Regions from separate parts of the Homo sapiens genome. Here region 1 is linked to region 2. The links are chromatin loops, found by intact Hi-C in ENCODE. Cell type or tissue: heart left ventricle. All regions are shown on one strand. Each heading gives the region's core, and the rest is flanking DNA. Links, peaks and the distances in the headings are about the cores only. Region 1 has its middle 6.8 kb from the start of TMEM158. Region 2 overlaps LARS2 (leucyl-tRNA synthetase 2, mitochondrial).

Region 1 (2,910 bases), core at 131-2,630, 270 kb after region 2:
ACTCTGGCTCAACAAGGTGGCCGCCATCATCTAGGTAGGAGGAAGCAAATCCTGGAGGGTCTCACACTGGCAATTCAGTATGCTCCAGGCAGGAAGTCACGTCCTTTCTGCTCATTGATGAGAATTGTCATGTGGCCCCACCCATCACAAGGGAGCCAAGGAGTTCACATTTCCCGGTGGCCAAAGGGAGAGGAAAACTGGCATCAGTGAGCAACATTAATGATAACCACGACTTTCAGCACTGCCATACCTGTGTGATCTGTGGCCACCCAGAAGAATTACAGGACTTGGTTTGGTGAGTAGACAAAGGATCATTCTAGAAGTGCTGGCTCTAGACTCTCCTCCTCTGACACCCATGCCACCTGGCCATGCTGGAAGCTACCTGCTGCTCCTGGGGCATTTGACAGACAATGGCGGTATCAGCTTGGTAGCTTTCCAAAAATAGAGGAGGGGATATCCCTAAAGAACTTAATCTGGAAGATTTGCACTCTGGATCCCCACGGTCTAGGAATCTTGAGGGATAGGAGAATAGTTAGAAACAAAATGGGGAGCAAGGAGAGTGTGTCAGAACAAGCATCTCGGCTCTCCTGGCCTAGCCCCTCCTCCAGATTCATTAACATCAGGGGCATGAAGAGGTGGGTCTTCACTCTCCTATTCTCTCCTTTTTCTGGGGGCCAATATCCTCCATTTCCCAGCTAGATTAAGAGGTTTTGAGCTAAAAGGATTGGGAGAGTTAAGAGCAATGTAAATGGCATTCATTTCACAGCTAAGCCTTTTCCTCTGGCCGGAGAAGCCACTAGGAAAAGGAGGGGATAACAGAGGCTAACTGCCCAAATTCACCCAGCTCACTGGGGCTGGCGGCCCTTGTGTGCACCTTGTCATGGGTGCTCAGTGGGGCCTATTCCTGACTACCCTCTGGTCTCTTGCTGGTAGACCTTCTGTTCAGCCCCCGCCCCTTCAACTCCCCACCCCAGGGCAGACTGGCTCTATAGACAGTGCCTTCGCCCTTCCCGGCTCTGCTGCGCCTCTTCTGGGACATCTCTCCCAGTGCAATACAGGGCTCATTCTGGGCTGGGAGTGCCGAACCCCTTCACCATGTGTGGGACTGCTGGGGAACAAACCTTAAACTGGAACACGGCTGCTTACTGCGTCCACTGTGGGCAGGCACTTACCAGACATCACCTTCCCTTCTTGGGTCTTCCTTGCTGGGTCTTTGGTTTTAGGGCAAAACTGCTTTGTGCAGCCTCCACACATGAGGAGACGCCTAAGGTCCGCTGGATTCTCCTCACCAAGGCTCCATTCTGCGGGGATTCTTGTTCTTGGTATTTTCTCTGGTTCTTACCCCAAGTACAAGTTTCCTACTTGCCTCCAGCTCTCAGACATTTTCAAGACGCTCACCCGTCTGGTCTTACCATCTCCCATTAGCTCTAAGTAACTTAATTTTTTTTTTTTTTTTTTTGAGACAGCATCTCACTCTATTGCCCAGGCTGGAGTGCAGTGGCACCATCTTAGCTCACTGCAAACTCTGCCTCCCAGATTCAAGCCATTCTCCTGCCTCAGCCTCCCAAATAGCTGGAACTACAGGCACCTGCCACCACACTCGACTAATTTTATATTTTTAGTAGAGACAGTTTTCCCTATGTTGGGCAGGCTGGTCTCAAACTCTGACCTCAAGGGATCCGCCCACCTTGGCCTCCCAAAGTGCTGGGATTACAGGCATGAGTCACCGTGTCTGGTGAGTAACTTAAATTTACAAATTTTTTGTCCATTCCCCACACAGCAACACTGTCCTCGGTCAGCTCCTGCTGTTTTCTTTACAGCCAAGGTCTCTGCAGACAGCAGGCCCCCATGCTTTCGCCGCAATCTTCTGTTTCTGGTCTTTCTAAGAGGCTGCCTTCTTTTCTGCCCCTCACTTCCAGCTATCAAGATCACATAACCCTCAGCCCAATCGATCCAGCCAGTGCACCATCCCCTCCAAGCCTAGGCATCCTCCAAGCCTGTGCTGACACTGGATGCTTTCTGCCACACCCCGGGATGGGACAAGGCCCAAGGTTATTTTGAGGAGGGTGGGGATTTCCTGTGGTCGTCTGAGGACAGGTGGCATGGCTGTTCACTCAGGACAATTAAAGGCCTTTCTCCTCGTCTCACCCTTAGTATTTTCCTGGCGTTCTTATTGCCTGAGCATTCCCAGGACTGTCTCTCAAAGCACTAGAGTGCTGCCAAAGATGCATTCTTTTGTGTGCTTTCACAGGATCAGTGATAAAAATCAAAATGATTGGCATCTTGATAACATGCCAAGGCCTCATTTTGACTATGGAGACAACATGCCTCCCAGCAAGCTTTTTTGGCACTCTAGAAAATAACCTACCTTCCAGGTGCCCCACCAGGACCCCTTTTGTTCTGTGATTAGAGTCCTTGCTGGGCTACTGGCAGTCCTATCAGACTTCCTGAGGGTCAGTGGGCATGGGACAGAAGGCTGCTGGCCCTATCTCTCCAACCCCCCAAATACCCCAACCCCAATCTAGAGGTCAAGTGGCTGCAGGTTGGAGAAACTTGTTTAGAACCTGACAGAGCCCCCAGAGTCCCCTTGCGATGGCACTCCAGGCCCCTCTGAGCCACCACTGTTACCAATGCACTTTTCTATCCCGGGGGTAACATTTGTGATTTCCAGCCTACCTATAGGGCTGCCTTCTATGGTAGCCACTCTGGACTTAAATCATGATCCACACTGTGTAAGGATCTAGAACTGTGGTCTTGCTATTGTAGTACCTTGGAATCTTATTTCAGAATATTTATGATCCTCAGGAATTCCCTGGCTCAAGTTAATTCCATGTATTATTTGTTCTTGCAAGATAGATGCTGATTTTCTTACCATAGAATTTAACATTACGCCCTATCTTCCCTCCTGTG
Region 2 (2,910 bases), core at 272-2,771:
AGTGAGTTACACTTTAGGCAGAAATAATGTCAGTAATCTGGAGAGAACAGATATCTCCTCTAGGAAAAAGAAACAATTTCAGTCACCTCTCCCAAGGAACCAGAGATTCCTTAGAAAAGATAATTTTTCTCAAGCAGAGATTACCAACACAAAATTAGTTACTTCGATACCATTCTATTCAAGGACTGAATTTGATTTACAATTGGCAAACTTCTAGATCTTGAAGAATATTATTTTGTTCTGATAGATATGAGGCCACAAGGCTGTTAGGTATGGGGACGAGTGAAGGAACAGGTTGTAATTTGCACCTGAAGGAAAATGTCTATCAAAGTCGTATCAAGGTGATCATTCTGGAAGTAAGTTCTTAGTCACCAACCTCAGCAGAGCTGCTCAGTCTCTCTGTGCCATCTGGCAAAGTTTCAATGACTTCAGAGTAGGCCAGGCCCAGGGTTTGGGCTAAGATGGTGTCCTCTGAGCTAGTACTGGGAATTCCTATTCAGAGGAGAAGAAAAGAAAACATTTCCTTCACAAGTGCCCAAATCACAAAACAACTGACAGTACTGACACCCAGGTTTAGCTTCTTAAAGGAGACTATCTCTTTTAGTTATAGAAGTTTTAAAACCACATCACATTAGTTGGGAAAATGGAACACGGTCTTGGAGAAACCCACTGCCAAAACACAACTAGTTTACCATATTGGTATTACTTCCTTTAAGTCTTTTTCCTCTGCTTAGTTTTTGTTTTTGTTTTTGTTTTGAGACAGAGTCTTGCTCTGTTGCCCAGGTTAGAGTGCAGTGGCACGATCTCGGCTCACTGCAACTTCAGCCTCCCGGGTTCAAGTGATTCTCATATCTCAGCCTCCTGAGTAGCTGGGATAACAGGCGTGCGCTACCATGCCTGGCTAATTTTTGTATTTTTAGTAGAAAAGGGGTTTCGCCATGTTGACCAGACTGGTCTCAAACTCCTGACCTCAAGTGATCGCCCACCTCACCCTCCCAAAGTGCTGGGATTACAGGTGTGAGCCACTGTGTCCAGCCTATTTTTTTTTAATAGTTACAATCCTAATATATACATTTTTGAGTGCTTTTTTTTGCCACTAAAAATTATAAGCATTTGTGGAAGCCTCTTTCTTGAATTCCCTCAGTGGCAGAGGGCAGTGGGGTTCTCTCAAGAAGCGGGGCTGACTCCTCCAGCATTTCCTAGCAGTCCTAGAAAAATCCACTCAGTCAGGAAGTCAAAAACTGGTAACTATGTTTTGTTCCCAAAGGCAATAGTACATTCTAAGTAGACATTTATTCTTTAACTCACATATGTCCTTGAGGAGAAGTTGAGCATTAATAAATCACTCACCCAGGGGGGCCAAGGCCTGCTGTTTTGGCTTCGGGTATTCATAAGAATGGGTTTTTTTTTCTTTTCCCCCCAGCTCTTTGGTTTTGTAAGGGCAGGATTTCTCAACCTTGGTACTACTGACATTGTGGACTTTGTTGCGGGGGCTGTCTTTTGCATTGCAGGATGTTGAACTGTACCAATAGCACTCCCTGAGTTGTGACAAACAAAAATGTTTCCAAAATTGCCAAATGTCTCTTGGTGGCAAAATCTCCCCTGGTTGAGAACCCCTGCTATAGGGTCATCTGTAAAAGCTGCTGACATACTCATGGATACAACACATTGTGTGAAAACTGAGAGATATAAAGCTAAGGGTATTACACAAGGTGCTTAAGTCAGATCTCGGAACAATGCCCTAAAACAGTGGTTGAATGTTTGGGAGACATGTTCTAAAGGTCCCAAACATGATGAAAAGCTCTGTGACATGATGGAAAGTTTTGTAGTGTTCTAGCTGAGATTATAGACAAAATGCATCTAATGCGTTGAATAAATGTTGAGTGGAGTTGAAGGTTGAGGACAAATGGCAAGCAATAAATATACTACCAAAAGGTGTTCATAGTCAAGAAAGGAAAATAGTCATTTACTACATTCTAAAATAGAATTTGGAAGAACCAGGAGTAATGTTTAAAAGGAGACACTGTAACCACAGAATGTATTTGGCCGTATAAAGAATGCCTCAGGCCATGGTGGTAGTCATGTTGTGCTCAGTTGAATGTGAACTATTTCTAACAGTGCAGGTGGGAGGCAAAAACACCACTTTATCTCCTGTTTATTTCTGCTCTTGTTCTTCTTGGAGGGCAAAAAGCAAAAATTTGGAAAAAGTTAATTAAGAAACTATGGGAAATCAAGACAACAGGAGAAACAGTTTTCCATATGCACCTAAAAAAATCCGATTTTTTTCCTTCAAAACTCTCAATATTGTGTCAGTAATGATTCAAAATATCAAACAAACAAACAAACAAAAAACTCCCCCAAAAGCCACATCAATAAAAACTGCCTTTATGTTTATCCCGGCTGGTTATATTAATAAATTTTACTAATTGTAAAATGCATAAAAGTAACAGAAGGAATTATTTCTTTAAACAACACATTTTCTAGGTTTAAATGGTTAGAAGAGAGTAACATCGATTTTCTGCTTTGACGTTTCTTCAAACAACTTCATGAAACACTGATCTGAGCGTTATGAGGGGAAAAATGTGAATTTAAGAAGAAATGCTATTTCTGTGTGCTAGGAAATAGTGTGGAAATAACTTTCTCTGCAAGGTTTCGGGACTCTGGGGACTGGCTGGAATCTACAGTAGGAATGTTGGAATGAAAAATGCACAGGTCTGTCCTAAAGGAGGCAGATTTTGGACAGAGCTGTCTTTAGGTTCCCTTCTCTTTGTTCATTCTCAGACTTCCTGTTACATGACGATAGTTTAGAATGCTCACGAATGAGTAAGGCTGCCAAGGACATCCAATTTACAGTTCTAAATATGCCTTCAATTTTACTGCTGTTTCACAATCCTTTTCTTGAATAGCTCG

What was found. Peaks named below come from ENCODE experiments on the same cell type or tissue, not always from the same donor. Only the 100,000 strongest peaks of a DNase experiment are listed, where the experiment ranks them.
Region 1: it touches region 2 in a loop (4-fold over the local background); 68 of 110 quality-filtered maps call a loop at or near these places.

What each region holds. Positions count from the first base shown.
Region 1 is chr3:45,218,014-45,220,923 of GRCh38, reverse strand. No RefSeq gene overlaps it. Among named protein-coding and RNA genes, the nearest start is that of TMEM158, 6.8 kb to the left of the region's middle. In heart left ventricle, for the core only: no CTCF peak of the experiment used is centred there; a DNase peak (open chromatin) is centred at 1,149; H3K27me3 peaks cover 1,636 bases.
Region 2 is chr3:45,486,279-45,489,188 of GRCh38, reverse strand. LARS2 (leucyl-tRNA synthetase 2, mitochondrial) reads right to left here. Exons shown (of 22, transcript NM_015340.4): 12 at 377-492. The region is part of intron 3 of LARS2-AS1 (LARS2 antisense RNA 1); the gene reads left to right. Among named protein-coding and RNA genes, the nearest start is that of LARS2-AS1, 22 kb to the left of the region's middle. In heart left ventricle, for the core only: no CTCF peak of the experiment used is centred there; no DNase peak of the experiment used is centred there.